Regions from separate parts of the Homo sapiens genome. Here region 1 is linked to region 2. The links are chromatin loops, found by intact Hi-C in ENCODE. Cell type or tissue: dorsolateral prefrontal cortex. All regions are shown on one strand. Each heading gives the region's core, and the rest is flanking DNA. Links, peaks and the distances in the headings are about the cores only.

Region 1 (11,641 bases), core at 35-8,034, 65 kb after region 2:
ATGGATGAAGCTGGAAACCATCATCCTCAGCAAACTATCACAAGGACAAAAAACCAAACACCGTTATGTTCTCACTCCTAGGTGGGAATTGAACAATGAGAACACTTGGACACAGGAAGGGGAACATCACACACTGGGGCCTGTTTGTGGTGGGGAGAGGGGGGAGGGATAGCATTAGGAGATATACCTAATGTAAATGATGAGTTAATGGGTGCAGCACACCAACATGTCACATGTATACATATGTAACAAACCTGCACGTTGTGCACATGTACCCTAGAACTTTAAGTATAATAAAAATATATATTAAAAAAAAAAAAGAGTGGCCGCCCAGTGGCCTCTTCCCACTGCGAATCCTCCAACCCTAGACGGCCCCAGTGCAGGAGCTTCCACTGGTAACACTCCCAACCCTACCTTCTTCTTTCTTCATCCTTCTTGCATCCATCTTCTTTTTAATATTTACTGATTTCTTAACATCACAGGTTCAGATTCCTATGGGAAAATACACTTGTTAGCCAGAGCCTCCTCAAACTGGAAAGCAATTAGTAGCCACCCTGGGTGGGGGTGGTTCTAAGTCCTATATGGTCACTGCATGAGGCTAAGATGACTCCACCCCCTGAGAAGAGGACATGTTTTTTGTGGAGCTGGAGACAGGCCAAGTGAGCCCCGCAAAGGCCTGCAGGCATGGCCTTGCTCAAGAGCTGTAGACTGTCATGATAGTCTCTGGGTGTTCTGCTTTCCAGTCTCCTAACTTTAAAGGAGAGAGGCTGGGTAGGCTGGGGGCTGTGTGGAGGCTGGTCCACAGAGGGGAAGTGAAAAAAAAAAGTCCCCGTTTCAAAACCTTTCTATCTCCTCTACCAGAGTCCAAGAGTGGTCACATTACTACAAGCACGACATCCAACCTGCACTTCTCAGCCTGGAATGACAGAAGGTAGCAGAGATGGGCAGTGGCCAGGAGTCAGCTACCAGGGCCCCAAGCCCAGGCTGAAACATGGAAGTCTAATGCTCTATGCAACCATGCAGGGGGGAAATCTGATGGAAACCATAGTGTAGTGGTTCTCAAACTTGAGGCTGCATCCACCTGGAGAGCTTGTTAAAGCCCAGATTGCTGAGCCCACCTCCAGAACTGCTGATTTAGCAACCGCTGTTTTAAGCCAAAAGGGGGAAAGAAAAAAAAACTACTGGAGATTTGTAAGGTTATATTATTAACTACCTAGAGACAAGAAATGAGTCCAGGAGATCTTTTTGGTTCCTTTCCAGCTCTAAGACACATGCGTATGCCTAAGAGTTCATTACATTTCTATATTCGATTTTGCCATCTCTTTGGCCTTTAAGCACTTAAAAGTGCCATGAAGCATTTCTACTATCACCTGCAAAAGCCCATTGAGAAAGAGTCTCAGATAATTCTGAACAGCTCCCAGATGATGCTGGTGCTTTTGGTCTGGCGATCACACTTTGAGAACCATGGGTCGAAGGCAGTGCTTCTCAAATTTTACCAAGTACTAGAATCACCTGGAGACCTTGTGCAACCACAGACACCCAGGTCCCACCTTAGAGATTCTGATTCAGTAGGTCTGTTTTGAGGACCTGAGAATCTGCATCTCTAAGTAACTCCTAAATGATACTGATGTTGCTGGCCTGTGGTTCATACTCTGCGTAGCCCTGGTTTAGACTGAGTAGTGGGTGTTAAGCCTTTTTTATCAGCTGCCACGTACGTGAGGGCTGACTCATTTCTGCATGGAACACTCCTCCGAGATAAGCAGTTCCCAGGTTTTTCATCCCCCTTTTTCCCTAATCAAGGAACTATTGTGGAATGGTAGTGAGTGTGTCATTGACAGGGTCAACTTTAAATTCCACTATTTTTATAGAGTAAATTATTCACACATTCCAGCATTTTATTATAACACATCTAACAAAGGATGGCATCCCGGAGATTCATTCATACTCCCAAAAAAATGCTCTTTTTGTCAAACCTATTTAGAGACAGATCTTACAGAGTCCCTGCTGTGGGTATCAGTGCCAATCTTCCACAGCAGTGCAGTTCTAGAAGAATTCACAATGTCATTATTCTGAGGCTAGGGAAGAAATAATGCTCAAATAGTCATCTAACGTAGAGAAAGTTTCATGTCATCATTTTTTTTTAATTGTAAGGTAAAGCATCTTAGTTCTCCTTCTAAGACCTACCATAAGGCTTCAGAATCTAAAGTCACCCATTCCAAGTCCCCCATAACACAGCACATGACACGCAAGTGGCCACCCAACTTGGGCCTGTCCACCTCTAGTGAAAATAGAACTCTTTACTTCTTCCATATTTTAGCATTGTTAGAAATTTCTTGGCTGGGCGCGGTAGCTCATGCCTGTAATCCCAGCACTTTGGGAGACCACGACGGGCGGATCACCTGAGGTTGGGAGTTCGAGATCAGCCTGGCTAACATGGTGAAACCCTGTCTCTACTAAATATACAAAATTAGCTGGGCGTGGTGATGCATGCCTGTAATCCCAGCTGCTCAGGAGGCTGAGGCAGAAGAGTCACTTGAACCCAGGAGGCGGAGGTTGCAGTGAACCGGGATCGTGCCACTGCACTCCAGCCTGGGCAAAGGAGTGAGACTCCGTCTCCAAGAAAAAAAAAAAAAAGAAAGAAAGAAATTTTTCTTCATCTTCTCATCTGTAAATAGGATGCCAGATGGTGGAAATATGTTTCAGCTGGCAGTATTTGGAGGGATTGGGAGTCATTCCTTTCATCATTGCTTCTAAGTTTCTAGTTGATGAACCCTGAAGCCTCAGGAAAGCCCAGTCTTACAAACATTTGTTTCCAGACTTGTGTGCATCTGTGTGACCCACCATCCTGCTCAGAGCCTCTGGCCAGGACTCACCTGACCCCTACAGCTGTGCCGTGTGGCTGATAGGACAAGTCTACGAATGGTGGGTTTTTCTCGTACCTGCTGAAGCAGGAACTAGGAAACGATAAAAAGAACCAAGGGAGGGAGTGTTTGAGACTGCCTCAAAACTCATGGGGAGGACTTGTTTGTTTGAAAATAACAGGAGACAAATAGTTGACATTAAGTCTGAAGAGAAGCTGTGGGCTTTTATAATTTCCTTCAATTCCAGCACAAAGGTTCCATTTTGTGTCCCTGTAAATGAAATGCAAACCAGCAGTCTACAGACAGAAACAGCATTGACGGGAGGGGCAGGAGGCAGAGCGTTGAAGCGGCTTTCTTGTTTTTCCTACAGACACAAAGCCCAAGTTCAGACTACTGGGCTTTCAGAGCCAGCTCCCCACTCCCCCGCTCAATCTCTCATCCCACCATTTTCAGAATCTAGTCTGACAGACTAGGTTTGGCCTAAATCATTCAATTACCTGGAACGTGAAACAATCAACCTTGATCACCTTCCTTAACTTCTTAGGACCTCAGTTGTCACTTACAAAATGAGGAAGAGGATGAACTCCTGTCCCAGAAGACACAGTTCTGTAATTTCTTTTTTTCTTTCTTTTTTTTTTTTTTAGAGACAGGGCCTCACTCTGTCACTCAGGCTGGAGTGTAGTGGCACGATCGTAGCTCACCGCAGCCTTGAACTCCTGGGCTCAAGCAATCCTCCTGCCTTCACCTCCTGGGTAGCTGGGACTACAGGCACACACCACCATAGCTGGATAATTTTTTTTTTTTTTTTTTTTAGTAGAGACAGGGGTCTCGCTATTTTGCCTGATCTCAAGTTCCTGGGCCCAAGCGATCCTCCCACCTCTGCGTCCCAAAGTGCCGGGATTATAGGTGTGAATCATAACACCTAGCCCACAGTTGTTTTAAAAATGTCTGGTAATTGCTTTCTTTGCCATGTCTGCTGCGAGAATGAAGACCGTTCTCAGCAATCAGACTGCTAACATTCTAGAAAATGTCAACATTACTCTGAAGGGACACACAGTTATCGTGAAGGGCCCCAGAGGGACTTCAATCACATCAGTGTAGAACCCAGTCTTCTCGGACAGAAAACAAAAAAGGCTCCGGGTTGACAAAGGGTGGGGTAACGGAAAGGAACTGCTACCGTTTGGACTATTTTACTCATGTACAGAACATGATCAAGGGTGTCACACTGGGCTTCCACTACAAGTTGAGGTCTGTGTATGCTCACTTCCCCATCAATGTTGTTATCCAGGAGAATGGGTCTCCTGTCGAAATCCAAAATTTCTTGGGTGAAAAATACATCCACAGGGTTTGGATGAGACCAAGTGTTGCCTGTTCAGTATCTCAAACCCAGAAAGATGAAGGAAACAACATTGAGCTTGTTTCAAATTCAGCGACTTTGATTCAGCAAGCCACAACAGTTAAAAACAAGGCAATCAGGAAATTTTTGGATGGTATATATGTCTCTGAAAAAGGAACTGTTCAGCAGGCCGATGAATAAGATCTAAGAGATGTCCAGCTACAGAAACAAGATGCCGGATGATTCCTAAGACCTACTTGTGATATTTAAAAGATGCAATAAAAGACCTATTGATTTGGAAAAAAAATGTCTGGAAATTAAAATGCTTCTAAACCCAGTGGTCCCCAAACTTTGCAGCACATTGGAATTACTAGGGATCTTGGAAAAATACAAATGTAGGTGCCCACTCCCAACATCGTGATTTGATTGGAATGGGATGCAGTACAGGCACTGGAATTAAAAGTGTCCCAGACAATTTCTCTGTGCAGCAAAATTTGGGAACTGCTGTTCTAGAATCTAAAACAAAAACAAATTGAAGATTTATAAAATATTATTATTAACTACTTAGAAACAGAAAAAGAACCGGGCGCGGTGGCTCACACTGTAATCCCAGCACTTTAGGAGGCCAAGGTGAGTGGATCACTTGAGGCCAGGAGTTCGAGGCCAGTCTGGCCAGCATGACGAAACCCCGTCTCTACTAAAAATATAAAAATTAGCCAAGCGCAGAGAGAGAGAGAGAGAGAGAGAGAGAGAGAGGTCCAGAAGATCTTTTTAGTCCCTTTCCAGTCCTAAGACACATGCTTTCACTCAAGAATCCCTGATTATAGTCAGCACTGCATCTCAAGGGCCTTTAAACATTTAAAAGGGCCATGAAGTATTTCCACAACCACCACCTGCCAATACCAAAATTGACTTAGATCAAAGAAGAAGCAGTGGCTTTAAAGTACAGAGCTAAGGAAACTGTGGCCGCCATGGGACTCTCATGCAAATCTAATGATCTCACCCTCTCTGGCCGCAAGCTGCATCCTTATCTCAGGAAACCATCTTGCAAAAGGATTTTACGGGTTCCAGGCAGGATTGATGGATTAGTGCTCTGGCACAAATCGACCCCACTCAGACTTTTTGCCCTACTAAGGCTGTGAAAGTAGTTCCATTTACATAGTCATGATGAGTGGATTATTATCTCAATCTAGTGTTTCCTAAACTGTGTCCCACAGAATGCAAGAATCTCTCCTCAAGATGTTAATAGGTATTACTTAAAGAAAAAGAAGGGGCCCATGGCAAAAGCTGCCCTATAAAGCCATACAGATTGTTCAACCCAGGAGTCGCCACATCTTCTAAATCTGCAAGATTTCAGGCCTGTCCTCAGTCAACTAAGTTAGAAAAAAAATGCCATGTTAAAAAAATTCCTTTGGAGCAGGATTTTCAGAGTCTGATATATGTTAACTTGTTCTGTAATTCTCCAAAAGGAAGACTGAATATGCAGCATCCCCTAATCTCATTTGACCAAGGAATCACTCATTCATTCATTCATTTAATGCGTGGGTCATCTCATGGAACTAGCAACCAGTGAAAAAATGTTCTTCTCCTGCCCTTGTTTTGGAATTGCAAGCCTCAGAGAATGTTATGGAGTAAGAGGATAGAATGATGAACTTGCTCAGGGTATAACAGGGTCTTCAATGAATCACCTTCCCTGAAATCAGCTGCAGAGTCCCCAAAACTGTCCCTATGCAGAAGAAAAAGCTCCACTGGAAACAAGACCTGTGTTCACTCTGTTCAGCCTCTTTCTTCTCTTCTCTGCTCCAATCTGCAAGGCTTCTTTTGTTTGTCTCACCTCCCACTTTTCTTCCTGAGCCATCCCTAAGTGTCTTGCCTGGCCCCAGAAGGAGAATCACATTTTCTCAAACAGGAGCCTGATGCAAACCCTCATTTCACCTCTGCATTTTATCCTCTTTGACCTTCCATCTCCTCCCTGCCCTCTGCTTTTTTCTTTTTTTCCTTCCCTCTAGCCACTCCTCATTTATGTTTGGCTAAAGAGGAAGCTACCACTAAAGCCAGAAGTGTCTTGAAAAGCTTATCTCTGAGATCTGGAAAGATGCTCCTGAGCAAGGATCCACTTAGCAGAACTTGCGGTTTCCATGCTGATCTCCACCCGAATGGGCCGACAAGAGACCCACAAAACTGCCCATCTCACAGGACCAGCACATGTGCTGACTCCCTGAACTTCAAACAGAAACGCTGGGAAGCACCGAGTGCACACCTACGGATTCTCAGTGGCGCCCCCTTCTGACTCTCTCCACTTCTTTACCCCGCCCCTATCCCATGGAAACTGTCACCATTGCCCCACCTCTAACAAATGGGTTCTGCGGGGTGCACACAAGAAGATGACCATTTCTTGTGCCTTTAGTGACACAGACACTGGGGACCCTTGGGAATCGTAGAAATGTTAAGGCAAAGGGCAATGGGAGTGGGGAGGGGCGAATTGGTCTTTCGGGAAAGAAGGCATCTCTCTCCCTCTCCCTATGCAATAATTTGCTGGACACGTCTTCCTCTCTAGCGCCTCTCCCCAGAAACGAACACACACACAAAGGAGAGAAACAAGTCCATTACCGCACTATCTTTAAAAAGTCACGTTGCATACAGTGGGCCATTTGGTAGTGTTAGCATGTTCTTATACAGACCGTGCCTCTTTCTGGTGGATCAGCTGTCTCTAACCACATCAGGGTGGGGAGGTGGGAGTCTGATCAGAATTGCTCATCTTCTAACACAGACTTGGCATTACTGATTCATCACTTATGATGGGAAGGAGGGGATATGTTGCTTCTTGATAATGCTTCTATACTTTATTTTCTGTAACGATTATATGTGTACGTTGAGGGCATTTTATTTTCCAATGGTGAAAACGCAGTTCAAGTACCTATGGCCATTCAACATATTCATTCATGCACACATGCACACATTCAAAAAACCTATCCTGAGCTCCAAACATTACTCTTCTAAGAGGGACAGGTCCTGCACTCACCCAGGACCCACTGTGGATTTTCCACATTTGCCTCTTACTTTGGGATCTACCCTTCTCAATGTCAAGGGTCCGCAATCCAGGTTTCCCGTGCTGATAAATCCAGACTAATCATTGCTATCTGTGTTACGAGAAACAAAAGCAGAGGCCTCCCAGTACATAGGACAATACATGTTCCATCAACCACTCTGCAGTCAGGTACTGACTAAGCATCTCATACATCAGGCAGGCACTGAGTCTTGGTTCAAGGAGCTCACAGCCCCATGAGGAAGACAGACCACCAGTTTCCTAATTCAACCTGGGTGGGGAGGAGTGTCAAGAAGGAGGTTCAAGAAGAGAAAATGGTTATGCTGGATCTCAAAGGGCAAAGGAAATGATGGGCAGTGGGCATGGTTTAAATGCCAGCCTCATTGCTTCCAAATCCTGAGTGAAGTGCTTCCCCACTCGGGATCCATGTTCTTCTTCCAGCATGCAGATAATATAGGCAGTTTCCAAACAGTGTGTTTTCTGCATGTGAATTATAATGCTGAATTGGCTGAAGAAACACTTTATAAATTCACTGCGGGAAGAAGCATTAGGCACTGTATACTTATCAGGTACAACCATGAATCTGAATTTTATATTTATCCAAGGAATATTCAATTACAAATATTAAATTCCCACTTTAAGATGACATTGGAAGGCCCATTAAGCATAAAACACATGTGGTCATTATCTATTGATCTATTATCTACAGATCAAGTTCCAAATTTAAAAATAGAATTTCCAGAACTAGCCAAGCAGGCATAATCAGAGGAGAGCTTTTCAACCTTTTTCTTCCATGGACATTTTTGGGGTAGGCTTGTACACTGGCAGACTGGACAAGTAAGAAAGATACGGAGAAACAAGCAGCAAGAAATAGCCCTACAAACTCATATTCAGGAAAGCAAACATGAAAGGCTTTAAGCAATTTGTGCTCAGAGACCCTCTCTCTGCCTGACAGCTCCTGAGCAGTGTGACTATTAAAATGTGTTGCCTCATAATATCTAATCAATCAGAAAAAGGAAGTCCTGCTCCGTTGAAACAATAGGGACATTGTGAACCTGGAGAACACTTCAGGGAAACAGCCCGGCATTTCCCAGGACTGCGCTCAATCAATGGGCCAAGCCACCCCTTTTCAAACGCTCAAAGCACTAGGAATCCAGGCCAGTGTTGTTTTGAAGAAGGTGACTTGCATTTGAGATTTTACCTAGAAGAAGCCCCAGTCTCCACTTCTAAGGAACTGCACATCCTCCAAATATCCCAGCCCATAGCATGACCATGCAGAAAACACTTTCCTAACCCTTCCAGGAAGGGAATCACTCATGTGCTCTCAGAGGAAGGTGAAAGTGACTGTATTATAAATAGTGTGTGTCACAATTACATTGAGAAATTGCCAGAAAGCAAAAGGTGTAGGGCTTTACTTCAGGCCTCACGTAAACTGATGACCTTGCATTCAAAATCTGAAAAGCTGAGGGTAAGAAGCTGAAATGTGGAGACACACACCCTCTCTCCCTTCTGCCGCAGACACCCCTGGGACTTTCTGCCAAGAGAACTTTGTCAGGTCATCATCAGGAGACGCGCTCTCTCTCCTGGGCCTTTGCAGGCCTCTCAAGGAAAGGTTGTTCCGGAGCCTGGAGGCAGTCACTTTCCTTCCCCACTACTGCCATCCTCAAACCATTTTCCTTCCTTCCTCCTCCTCTGAAGCTTGTGCCCCCAGGCTACACCACCACCTCACCTGCCCGGTTGCTGCCAGCTCCTGAGCGCTGTCCTCTGCCCCTCAGTCCCTGACAACTTGAGCCCCAGGCACACTGTCCTCCTTTGCGCTGTTCCCTGTCATCACCGTGGCTTCTTCATTGTCTCCTGAATGATCTGTGCAGACCTCCAGCCCAGCAGTCCTTGACCTGCTCATTTCCAATCACCAGGTCTTCCTCTCAGTCTCCACCACCCGTGCCTCTGTGATCAGGCCACTGTTCTTATCATCCCCAATAACGATGCTACATCCAAAATCTAAGCTGCAAGCATCTCACTCTTATTTCACACATATTTGCATGGCAAAGCCTTAATACCAGTTCAATCCACCTGTGGGGCTCTTTTGGGTGCTGTCATCTCAGCAACTAAACTTGGTGAGAGGAAAACGCCACTGTGCCGATTGGTCCCACGTGGAGTAACAGCTAACATTTCTATGCCGTGTGGTGTGACCAGGGCACACGCTAAGTGTATTACCTATAGTGACTAATTAAATCCTAACAAAACCCATATGCATTAGGTACTATTGTATTAACCCCATTTCACAGGCAAGTAAACTGGAGCCTGTAGGGACATTAAGCAGCCTGTCCAAGGTCACACAACAATTAGGTGACAAAAAACAGGATTTGCCCTCAGGCAGTCTAGCTGCAGAATCCTTTTCTTTATAATTCCACACACTTGCTCCTCTATCTCCAAGTCAATCAACAGAGGTAGTCCAACCAACACTTCTCCCTTCCTACTCTTTTCACTTTTCCACTCCCCAAGCAACTCTTTCTTTTTTTAATATTATATTTATTTTAGATTCAAGGGTCCGTGTGCCTGTTTGTTACGTGGGTATATCGTGTCATGGTGGGCTTGGGATCCTGGTGAACCCATCACCCAAAATATTGAACTTTGTACCCAACAGGTAATTGTTCCACCCTCACCCTCCTCTCATCCTCCTCCCTTTTGGAGTCCACAGTGTCTGTTATCTTCACCTTTATGTCCATGTGTACACATCGTTTACCTCCCAGTCATAAGTGAGAACATGTGATATTTTATTTTCTGCTTCTGGGTTAGTTTACTTAGAATAATGGCTTCCAGCTCCATCTATATTGCTGCAAAGGACAGTCTTTCATTCTTTCTCATGGCTGCATAGTATTCCATGGCATATATATGCCACATTTTTCTTATCCAGTCAACCATTGGTGGACACTTAGGTTGATTCCATGACTGCTATTATGAATAGTGCTGGGATAAACATATGAGTGCAGGTGTCTTTTTGATAAAATGATTTATATTCCTTCAGGTAGATTCCCAGTAGTGGAACTGTTGTGTCCAATGGTAGTTCTATGTTTAGTTCTTTAAGAAATTTTCATACTTTTTTCAATAGAAGTTAAATATTTTATATTCCCACCAAGCAACTATTTCAAACCTCCTCTTCACCTCCTTCTCCTTCCATTGTAGGTTGTCTTTGTCTTGCCCGGCTTTGAGAAAAATCCAAGAATCCATCAAGAACTCCCTCATCTCCCACCATCACTCGTACCAACTCTCCACCATAAGCTCCCCTGCACTATGCCTTCCTTCCCACTACTATGAATGAGGCATCTGTATTCCTGTCAAAGAACACCTCTCCACTTGCAGCTCAGGCCTCTCACCCTCCACCTTCCAAAATGCAATGGTCATGGATAGAGTTGAGCACTCACTCTCACATTCTTGAAATGTTCTCCCACCTGGTTTCCATGATGCCACAGGAGTGGAATCCCACCATCACTCAGCAAGCTCCTTCTGTCTCCATTGAGGATTTCTAGTTCCCTTCTTTTTTTTTTTTTATTTCCACACATCCCCAAAGTGATGGCAATCAGTTTTGTGGCTCTACATCTCATCAATTTGCCACATCTAACTAGACTGACTTCTTTCCCAAAGTCCAAATACATATATCCAACTGCCAATATACTACATCTTTATTTGTATATCTAATAACCTCTCAAACTTTTCATGGTTCAAACAAACTCTTGACCTTACTCCATAAAATGTTCCTCTCTGGTCTCTTCCATCTCAGAAAGAGGCATCATCATTCATCGAATTGCCCAGTTCAAACATCTAACATCTCTTTCTTCTTCATTCAATATCTCCAGCCCATTATCCTCCCCAAACCCAGCATGATTTAACTTCTCTACACCACCAGCCTCCTCTAAGACATCAACATCTACTAACTGAACTACTGAACACCTGCTACTGGTCTCCCTGCTTCCACTCTTGTTCCCCTATGATATGATTTGGCTATGTCCCCACCCAAATCTCAACTTGAATCGTAGCTCCCATAATCCCCACGTGTTGTGGGAGGGACCTGGTGGGAGGTAACTGAATCATGGGGGTGGGTTTTTCCCGTGCTGTTCTTATGATAGTGAATAAGTCTTACAAGATCTGATGGTTTTATAAAGGGCAGTTCCCCTGCACATGCTGTCTTGCCTGCTGCCATGTAAGACGTGCTTTGCTTCTCCTTCACCTTCCGCCATGAATGTGGAGACCTCCCCAGCCATGTGGAACTGTGAATCCATTAAACCTCTTTCCTTTATAAATTACCCAGTCTCGGGTATTTCTTCATAGCAGTATGAAAATGGACTAACACACCCTACAACTCCTTCTCCAAAGAGGACCCAGAGTGATTATTTTTAA
Region 2 (10,929 bases), core at 1-8,000:
ATGTTTGTTTTGGACCCTTCCCCCAAATGTCTGATGAAAGTTGACTGCCCATGTATGTTTCAGAGTCTTAGGGGCACTAAGAAGATGACTGCAGGCTCAAAGTACACAGCCAAGACTTGTCAAGCAGCAGCTGCCACACTTGGGCACCTCCAGGTTTCAATGAATGGAGCTATTTTCTCTGGGTCAGAATTTTCCAAATCACGTCCTTGTGTGTGGCTGGGGGCATACTGTGAGCAGAGCCAGGGAAGAGAGCAGAAGGATGCAGAGCTTCATTTCATACCCATTTTCATCCCTGTACCACACCACCTCATTGTGCCTAAAATGTTCAAGACCAGAACTCCTTCTATCTAATCTGTCTGTAATATAAACCTGCAACTTTATACATGGAGCAGAGGTCAGGCTAGATCAATCTGGAGACCCCCAACTCTGGATGAAGTCTGTGCTCCTGTAGCCTTTTTGCAGCCCCCAGCTTGCCTCCCACTTTCTGTGGGACCTGATGCTTTCAAGACCAGACTCTCCAAAGAGTTTTATGGACTCTATGAATGAAGTCACCTGTTTTCTTCCAGTATCCCCTACTCAACTAATTTTAGAATGCAGTTTTTGCCTCTTTGCTAAGTCAGTTCTTCTCTCCCACCTGTTTTCCATATTCCAGAAATTGGTTTAAATCTCTCACACACTGGTGGCTCCTGTCTTGTCTTCTGAGCCCTCCTGGGAGGACTCAGAACCTTTTGTGTTTCTATAACGTTACGTTAGAGTGGTCTTGGGTGGAGAGTGGGGAAAAGAAAAAATGATACACATAGATATTTGATCTGCCATGTTTTAACAGGTGTTTTCTTTTCCTTCTGCTCTTGTCCAGTTTCAAAGTTATGCCTGTGGTATGAATTGAGAACGTTTGCATTTTTTCTATGCTCTGGGAGAGTTAATATCACATAGTCTCTGGTAGAATGTGTCCAGAAAAGGATCCAGGCCTTCTATCTTTTTAAGGGTTAGATTTTTGACTGCCTTTTCAATTTTTCTGTGGTTATTGTTTTATTTAAGTTTTCTACCTCTCCCCAGACCATCTCAAATTTTGGTATTTGGAGCTCCTGAATCTATACATATCTTACTTTTTATTTTATTCTTTCAATGGTTTGTTCTATAGCATAAAAATCAGGGAATGGCATCAATAGTCACAAGGTAGAAACAACCCAAGTATCCACTGACAGACGAATGGATAAACAAGGTGTGGTATTTCAGACAAGGCAATATTATTCAGCCTTAGAAAGAAAGGAAATTCTGACACATGCTACAATATGGCTGAACCTTGAGAGCATAATGCAGAGTGAAATAAGCCAGCCACAAAAGGACAAATGCTGAATGATTCCACTTACATAAGAGACCTAGAATAGTTAAATTCATAGAGATAGAAAGTAGAATGGTGGTTGCCAGAGGCTGGGTTGAGTTGCGGTGGGAGGTTTTTTAACGGGTACAGAGTCTGGGATTTGCAAGATAGGAAGAGTTCTCTGGATGGATGGTGGTGATGGTCACACAACAATATGAATGTACTTAATGCCCCTGAACTGTACACTTAAAAATAATTAAGATGGTAATGTATTTTACAACAAATTAAACTTGTTTAATTTTAAATTTAAGAAAAAATTAGGAAGACTTTCTTGGCTTGGACGTTTAGCCCACTGATTTAGTTTTCACATTTGGTTATTTGCTCACTATGCTGAAGTTTTTTAAAAGTCACTTATTTTAAATTTGTAAAGTTTCTACTTGATTCTTGTTTTATACCAACTATTCTTATTTTGTGGCGATTCCCCCCAAGTAACCTATCATAAGATGTTAATAATCTTTAAAGTATTTGGTCATTTTCACTATTTCCTTAGAAGATAATTTCCTTCTCTGCCTTATTAAGCTTAGTGTTTTGTGTTTTTTTTTTGTTTGTTTTTGTTTTTCGAGATGGAGTTTCGCTCTTGTTGCCCAGGCTGGAGTTCAATGGTGCGATCTCGGCTCACCGCAACCTCCGCCTCCTGGATTCAAGTGATTCTCCTTCCTCAGCCTCCTGAGTAGCTGGGATTACAGGCATGCATCACCATGCCCAGCTAATTTTGTATTTTTAGTAGAGACGGGGTTTCTCCATGTTGGTCAGCCTGGTCTCGAACGGCTGACCTCAGGTGATGTGCCCACCTCGGCCTCCCAAAGTGCTGGTATTACAGGTGTGAGCCACCGCGCCGAGCCAGCTTAGTGGTTTTGTTTCATGTGTTTGTTTTTCTGGAGTGTCTGATGATTTTTGCTCTTCTCTTTGTATTGAGAATTTCCTCCTTGCCTGTCTGTGGACACAGTTTATCGTCTGTGTCTCTTGTTCTTGGTGAATGTGCGGAGGCGTTTAATGTGTGTGGACAGGTCTCTATCCCTCTTTAGCTGCAGTAGTAGGCTCCAGGGTACCTCCTTCTTTCTGAGCCCCAGTTGCCCACCACACTATCTGCAGTCATGGCTTCTTGCTGCATAGCAGAAGTTGAGATTGAGGGAAGGGGCTGCCTTGCCTGCCTGGCCTTCCAACTAATTGCCCTGAAGAAAGCCCCAGGACCCCGCCTGTGCCCTTGTTTCTACCTAGACTCTGGGTCTGGGGCTTCCTTGCCCCACCACATCTGCATAGCAGCCTTTTTCTGGGATGCCCTCTGGTTTACATCTTCTGCTCTTCTGGTTTGCCCCCACCTTGGAGAACTGACTAATATGGTACTCATCTTATTTCTTGGTGCTGTCACGAACTTAATATTTCAAGTCATTTTTATCTGGGTGTTCAGTCCACCCCCTTGTGGTGCCCTTCGTTAGTCTTCATAATGACTTCTTGAAAGCTCTCTGAGTCAGGCCAGGTTGCTTCTGAGCTCCACAGCAAGCTGGTAGAACTCATACTTATGAATAGTGCTGAATAGTTCTCCACACTTGAGTCATTCACAACTACAAGGGCCCAAACAGACAAAAAGGATCCTTATAACGCGTGGAAGGTGCTTTTCTCCATGAGCTGCTGGATAAATGAAGCCTGTCATTTCTTGCATACTGCAGCTTCTCAAGCACTTTCCTGGGACTCCAAGGAGACCAACGTGTTCTGGCGCCGTGAGAGGAAACACTGGCAGTTTTGATACCAGTGCCATAAAGAATCAATGCACAGCCATGGAGTACAGAGAGACATAAGGCATCCTTTTGTTCAGCTGCAAATACTGCATTCCAGGAGAGCCAGTTCTGAGCAGGGGGCAGAGGGAGTAGCCACAAAATGGCCTTTGTCCGAACTCCCATAAAAAAATTCCAGCCAGTGGGAGTGAACACAGACACAGTCCAGACAGTCGATTGTAGATGTCCTGGATTTTGGCTTTTACAGTGAAACTATTCCAGGAATTCATGGACCGTGGTCTATTGAAGGAGGAGGAAAGCAAATACCTCCTCAAAAAAAGGTGCCACTTGCAAAAAAAGTTGATTTTTATGGTTGAGGATTTATTGCTTACTAAGAACTTGGTATCTAGAAAATTGGGTGAGTTTTTATTAGTGGTGTATAGATACAGCCAAAGAAAAGCACTTCCCCCCTTTATCTCACCCTCACGCCTATCCTTAGTTCTCTCATACACACACAGACATGTGAATTCAGCTAAATAATCTTAAAACTGTGTTACATCTTTGGAATTACAGATACACTTGTAAAACTTGTTCACTAGGTAGGTATTATTATTCCTATTTTAGAACTGGGAAAAATGAAAGATCCAAGAGTTTAAGTACCTGGATGAAGGTCAGCTGGCAGAGCTGCAATTCTAACCCGGATCTGTCTACCTGCACTACCTGCATTCCAGATCTACCACACAGGAGCCTCATTGCTAAAAGGAAATACTAGCTTAGTGGTGGGACTGCCCAGGTCCGAATCTTGCCGCATTTGCCCAAAAGCTATGAGATAAGTACATCTCTGTACTTTGCCTTTCCCAGCTTTATGATAGACATGATGGTCATGCCTCCATCATCATTGGAGCATAGAACTCTGGAAGCATTTAATGATGTAAGATGTGGCGTAGAACAAACAGTACCTAGTACTTGCTGAACAGCAAATGGACCTACTTCAATTGTGTCAAGGGCCACAGAGGAAAAGCCTACCCAGGATCAGTAGGATGAGCTTTGAAAGACTTTTCCGGCTTGGAAGCATTTGCAGTGATGCATTCATTTTGAGTCACTTTAGATTAGTTACATACAATCAGAAGGTGGCTGGTCAGATGAATGCTACTCAGGCATTAACTGAGCTCAGATACCATCTTAAGTGCTGACCACCGCTAGGCAGAGTGGCGAATATGGACAGAGAACACCCTGGTCTTGCTTTCCTTTCTTCTAAGAAGATAAGATTTGTTTCATAGACTCTAGGGAGAGAGTGTGCTAGGAAGCACCGTGAGCAAAAGTCGTAGGATCTAGGCCTGAGGCCATCTCAGTCACTAAATGGGGGTCTTAATTTCTTCATTTGTATAGATGGGGAAGGGAAATGAATTCACATTGGAATTTTCTTACAAATCTAGAAATACGTAATTCTGCAGTTCAGTTTCTTTGCAAAAAAATGAACCTCATTTGTCTCAAGGCCAGTCTCCAACCAACCACCATACAACTTAGAAAATTCAATCTTTGAATGATGAATGGCATCTCAAATTGAATTGAAAAAACTTTAAGATGTCAGACCAGAAACAGCAAGAACAAACTTTTGCAAAATAATAACAGATTACAGTAAGACACAGCTGAGTTCTTAGGTGGTGAATTCACTTTCTTGCCTAGTACAGAATTTTTTTTTAAGAATTTCACCTCTGGCCGGGCACAGTGGCTCACGCCTGTAATCCCAGCACTTTGGAAGGCCAAGGCGGGCGGATCACAACGTCAGAACATCAAGACCATCCTGGCTAACACAGTGAAACCCCGTCTCTACTAAAAATACAAAAAAAAAAAAATTAGCCGGGTGTGGTGGCGGGCGCCTGTAGTCCCAGCTACTCAGGAGGTTGAGGCAGGAGAATGGCGTGAACCCGGGAGGCAGAGCTTGCAGTGAGCTGAGATCATGCCACTGCACTCCAGCCTGGGTGACAGAGGGAGACTCCATCTCAAAAAAAAAAAAAAAAAAGATTTTCACCTTTAATGATTCATTTCCAGTGACTTGGGCACATCATTTAATTTTTATGAAGCATGAACTTTTTGTTAGTAGAAGGGTAGGAGCAGGGCGTGGGTTTAATGCTTACATTAGGAATCACCTCTCTGTTCCATCCCAATCCACCTGAATTACTCAGAATGTTGTCGTTGTCACCATCATAGTAGACGTCATCTGTTGGTCACTGTGTCTCAGGTGCCTAAAATATCCTTATGTAATTCTGCAAAGGAGAAGTTTTTGTTTTTGTTTTTGTTTTGTTTTGTTTTGAGACACAGTTTCACTCTTGTTGCCCAGGCTGGAGTGCAATGGCGCAACCTCGGCTCACTGCAAACTCCACCTCCTGGATTCAAGCAATTCTCCTGCCTCAGCCTGCTGAGTAGCTGGGATTACAGGCACGCATCACCACACCCAGCTAATTTTTTGTATTTTTGTAGTAGAGACTGGGTTTCATCATGTTGGCCAGGCTGGTCTCAAACTCCTGACCCCAGGTGATCCACCCGCCTTGGCCTCCCAAAGTGCTGGGATTACAGGTGTGAGCCACCACGCTGGGCCAGGAGAAGGTTTAAAGGTAGTTCCAACTGAGGAGTAACTCTCCCATTCTGTTTTAGAGTTTTCATCGTAATGAAACATTTTGATACTGTTGAAGTTCAGTTATTTTTACAAATATTAATATATTGATAATCAATAATAAATACAGTTAGTTCTTGTCATCTTGACATTTTTGCCAAGCAATAAGTACAAAGCCTTGTTTCATATATGTTTTCTTTTAAAGACACCTAGTTTATACATGTTGTGGATTCATTAACACTGACTTCATGTCTAACTGCACTATCACTCATGCCCAGACAAAGCTTATCTAACACAAGCATTTTCTCCATAAGGCACATCGCACCCTTCTTGCACTTAGGAACACTAGACGGCATTTCAGCACTACGCTTGGAGGCCATTAAAAACAATAAATCACCAACGATAAGCACAAAAAAAGTTAAAATATTGTACTAAAATACCTAAAATACTTCACAAAGGACACTCATTTACAGTATTGAGAGCCAAAACAGGAAAGCAAAGACTTTGTTTACATCTCAGACACTGACATTTTTTTGCCACTTTGTTGCATATGTGTGTCTGTGAAGCCGAACAAAGGGCATGAGTATGAATCTTTTTTTTTTTTTGAGACTGAGTCTCGTTCTGTCTCCCAGCCTGGAGTGCAGTGGTGCGATCTCAGCTCACTGCAAGCTCTGTCTCCCAGGTTCACGCCATTCTCCTGCCTCAGCCTCCCGAGTAGCTGGGACTACAAGCATGCGCCACCACGCCTGGCTAATTTTTTTTTTTTTTTTTGTATTTTTAGTAGAGATGGGGTTTCACCACGTTTACCAGGATGGTCTCGATCTCCTGATCTCGTGATCTGCCTGCCTCGGCCTCCCAAAGTGCCGGGATTACAGGCATGAGCCACCGTGCCCTGCCTGAATCTTGAGGTGACAAATACATTTTAGTGACCAGACCAACTCACAAATACAGAATCCGCAAATAATGAGGATTGATTGTAGTTTGAAAGCTATGGTCTTGAATAAGGAAACAGAATAATACACACGTTGAGAGCAAGAGTTTTAGAGGGAGACTACCTGTGCTCGAATCCTGGCTTGACCACATACTAAGTGGCCAAATTCTTCTTCATGTATTGGCTTTATTTCCTATGAAACTGGACAATAAAAGTACTCACTACATAGGATTGGCATGAGGACTAAAAGAGTTAAAATATATAAAGTTCTCAGAACTGTGCCTAGCATGGAATAAATGCCCATAAATATCAGCTGGTTTTCTTCACCTCCCTCCCCTGCCCTGCCTTTCTTGAGGGAGATAGAGAAAGAAAACCCCAAACTGAGAAGACCCCATTCTGCGTTTCCATACTTGAAAAAGCAGAAGCAATTCCCCCATTTTCCATCTAACAAAGAAAAAAATCAAATAAAGCATTAGAATATTCAGTTGGATAATAAATATGCGTACTTGTGAGTTTCTAGAAGTTTCTGAGACTATTTCCCCATTCACTTCTGTAATAACTTATTTCCACTGAACTTCCATATATCATTTGCTTTTTATGAAGCTTGATACTCTGCTCACTGGAAGAGTAGGAAATGGGAACGAGGCTGATGTTTACACAATGTGTGGCCATACCTTTTTGGCCCAGAGCTCAAAGATATGATTCACTGTGTCATACATAGCTGTTTAATCCCCAGAGAAGTCTTCAAGAATGCACCTGCCTTATAGTCTGGACCATGTAGCAGAAGAACCACCATCAGATGACACCTCATCCACATCACAATTCCATTTTCTTAGAGAATAAATAAACTCCTTTTCATAAGATTGAATTTGCAAACTGATGTGTATGGCTAGAGAGTAGCTGAGAATCAAGAGATAAGAAAACGTACAAATAACATCATTAACAGTAATTTCAAGGATTTATTACTAAGAATTAATAATATTCACTTTAAGTTTACTTTCATCTAGTAAACAAGATTCTTGAAGGTATCAAAAGAAAGAAGATTTCTGCTTAGAGTTGGTGTTTGGAAAAATAATAATAATAATGAACTTTATTTTTCCCACCATCCCTTATTAACATTAGAGCTGGCCCTGTCCCTCTTTCCAAGGATGATTGAGGTGACCAAAGAAGGACGAGAGCAAGACAGTTTGCAGGAGATGGCACAAGGCTTATAAGGGAAGTTGCTTTCAGCCCAGGAATGGGAAAAGATAGCCACATACATTCACAGCTTGCATCTTCATTTGAAATTACAGCATCAGATCACCTAGGAAATAGTAGCACAGGGATAGCAAATACATCAGTTCACCATATCAGCTCGCGTTCATTGGTGGTGATCTCTGGAGCCCTGTTGGGAAGGGTTCTGCAACCGAGATCTGTGGGACACAGTGCCAAAACATAAATTGGTAAATTATGACTCCACCTGGGTGCTGTGGTGCTTTTTATGCTGTGATGCTCCACCTGATGCTTTTTATGCGTCCGCTCATTGCTTCCTCACAATGGGCATGATTAAGATTGCCATTTTATTGAAGAAACATGCACAAGATCACATTGATTAACAAAGCTAATTGCTAATACATGTCCTTGGATATTGTCAAGGTGTTTTTTGGTCAGAACCCCCTGGCTGGGAGCCAATACATTTGAATATAGTAGCTCCTTGTTATACCACTTGATAGCCATGGGACCTTGGGCACTTTTCTTTAACCCTTCTATACCTCCACTTCACTTAATAGAGGTGATAAATAGTTCCCTATTGCAGGGTTGCTGTGACTACGATAGTGTTGTGGAAAGTCTTAGCATAGTGCATGGCAGACAGTAAGTGCCCAATAAAAATGTCAGTTTTTATTATTGCCATTATTAGCTTTCCAGGGTGCACTGAGAGTCACTAATGCTGCATTTCTGGCCCCACCCAAGCAGTTAGCATCCAAAGTCCCTTGATGGGAACATATTGCAGACTCAGCCAAAAGGGATGTAGCTCACTCTTGGTGGATAAACTTTTATCAGACTAAGTAAAACTGCACCTCAGGCCCAGATCATATGTCTTTATGGAAAAATCATCAAACTATACCAAACGGTGCAAAACTCCTTTACCGATTTCCTTAGGAATTATATCAGGTATATAATTGGAATATATGTTATTTCATTTTATGTATTCCATCTTTTCCCGTGAATTGATCACTCCTGCCATCTTGGGGCTCCAGCAGCCTGCCCGCAGCTCTCTCAAGCACTTGTCAGATTTTCCTGACCCAGTGAGGTTGGCATCATTACAACCACTTTAAAAATGGGAAAATTAATGTTTTGAGAGAGTAAGTAAATTTGCCAAAGTCCACAGAGCTAGCAAGCAGCAGACCCAGGCTTCATCCCAGGCACCAAAGCCTGTTCCCTAAACCAAATGGTAGACTTCTAGCATAACCTTTGCAGTGGCTACATCTTGTATCCATTGTATCCACTGTGACTGAACCAGTATTTATTTGGCCAATACCCCATTATTGCGCATTTATAATGTTGCCAGTTTTTCCACTATTATACCTGTGACATCAGATACCCTTATATACTCTTTGGTTATTTTCTTAAAACAGTGTCCCTAGGAGGGGAATTGCTGGATTAAAAGGCTTGCTGAGTTTTTTAAGTTATTGATAAATAATGACAGATTGGCCTCCAAAAATAATCTATCATTTAAAACTCCCACTAATGATAAATGAGTGTTAATTTCCCTTTTCTTTATTATGTGTTCCTTTAATCAACAAGAAACTTAAGCACCTATAAATGAACCATAGTTCATTTATATGTGCTGATTTTTTTATTATTGTAATAGGTGAAAAATTATACATTTGTTTAGTGGTCCTCCAATAATCCAAGAGAAAGGCAGCTAAGAAAATTCTACGGAAGAGGAAACAGATATGCTGTGAGTTTCAGTAGCACATCCAAGGTCGCGCAGCTGGTGAGGACAGAGCTGGGATTAAAGCCATCCAGCTCCAAAAGCAGTGCTCTCGCCCTTCTGCCTCCCTGCCAACCCCCTGGAACCAAGAGTATCCAAGGGTTTTTGTGCAATTTCCTGTCCCTTCCCCCACAAGCTGCATATTTTGAGCAAAGTCAGTAAGGGGAAACAAGGGGAAGAGCTGACGGAAGAGAAAGTCGAAATGGGGTGATACTTTACAAGCTTCCAGGCTAACTTGAATGTCATGGATATCCTGATTCTGTCTGCCTGAGGAATCCCAGCAGCTGATAGATGCCAAGGCGATGGCTCTACAGTCCCGTGGCAAATGATATCGAAACTGAATCAGACTCTAGAAATCATCTGCACAAAACCCTTCATTTTTAAAATGTCAGTACAGAAGCCCAGAGGGAATGGCTGCCTGGCACCCTGTCAGGTGCTGAGTGACAGCAGCAGAGTGATTAGAATCTGGGGCTTCTTAAGCTTCAGATCTGTTCTCCTTCCTTATATTCTTTTCTGAACAAGCTCAGATGGCTCTTGACCCTTTCCACTAATAACCAGCCCTCTTCTCATCTTGGCAGTCCCAGTACGAGAAGGAAAGGCGAGGTCCCTGTCAGGTATCTGGGATTTTTATCTCTATCTCTCACCCTTCACAATCCTTCTCATACAATTTAAAACTCCTCTGTTGAAAAAAAAAAAAGAAAAAGAAAAAGAAAAAGAAAAAAACAACAATATTCCCAGCCCTCTGGGAGGTCAAGGCAGGAGGATCACTTGTGCCCAGGGGGTTGAGACCAGCCTGCGCAACATAGGGAGGTCTCATCTCTACAAAATAATAATAATAATATAAAAATTTTAAAAGAAAAAACCACCAACAAAACCACAAACTGGAAAAATGTTTGCAATTCGTATTCAGATATATATGCAGATATTAATTCATAAGGAGGTCATACATAAATTTTTGAAAGATAATTCTATGAAAAATGGCAAATGGAGATAAGCAGCCATTTCAGAAAAAAAGAAACACAAATGGCCTTATAAGAAGCAGAGTCTCACTCATAATTAAATTCAAATAAGAATAATAGCAATTACTAAATGATGAAAGAGCAAAAAAAATGATAACTCATTTTAAATAAAATTAGCAAACGTTTAGAAAATACCTGTCAATCTTTGGCTTCTCTTGCTTCTTTGTCGTGTTGTTCCAGTAACAGAAGGAAATGCTTGCCAGTATTTGCTTTACTGGTTAAACAATTTAATCTCTCTTGTCTTAATTCCAGTCAAATGAATAGAATAGTTTGTTTTTCTCCCAATAAATAAAATAAA

The links. Hi-C counts contacts between places; a loop is a spot of excess contacts. Peaks named below come from ENCODE experiments on the same cell type or tissue, not always from the same donor. Only the 100,000 strongest peaks of a DNase experiment are listed, where the experiment ranks them.
Region 1: it touches region 2 in a loop (3.0-fold over the local background); 5 of 110 quality-filtered maps call a loop at or near these places.

The regions. Positions count from the first base shown.
Region 1 is chr17:15,439,794-15,451,434 of GRCh38, forward strand. It overlaps TVP23C-CDRT4 (TVP23C-CDRT4 readthrough), which reads right to left. Exons shown (of 6, transcript NR_037924.2): 5 at 415-492. It overlaps CDRT4 (CMT1A duplicated region transcript 4), which reads right to left. Exons shown (of 4, transcript NM_001204477.2): 3 at 415-492. The coding sequence starts at 445. It also overlaps the pseudogene RPL9P2. Among named protein-coding and RNA genes, the nearest start is that of CDRT4, 22 kb to the right of the region's middle. RefSeq lists enhancers at 8,528-9,029, 9,030-9,529. In dorsolateral prefrontal cortex, for the core only: no CTCF peak of the experiment used is centred there; a DNase peak (open chromatin) is centred at 3,218; H3K4me3 peaks cover 666 bases; H3K27ac peaks cover 2,110 bases.
Region 2 is chr17:15,374,584-15,385,512 of GRCh38, forward strand. No RefSeq gene overlaps it. Among named protein-coding and RNA genes, the nearest start is that of TEKT3, 38 kb to the left of the region's middle. In dorsolateral prefrontal cortex, for the core only: no CTCF peak of the experiment used is centred there; a DNase peak (open chromatin) is centred at 3,188; H3K4me3 peaks cover 957 bases; H3K27ac peaks cover 2,042 bases.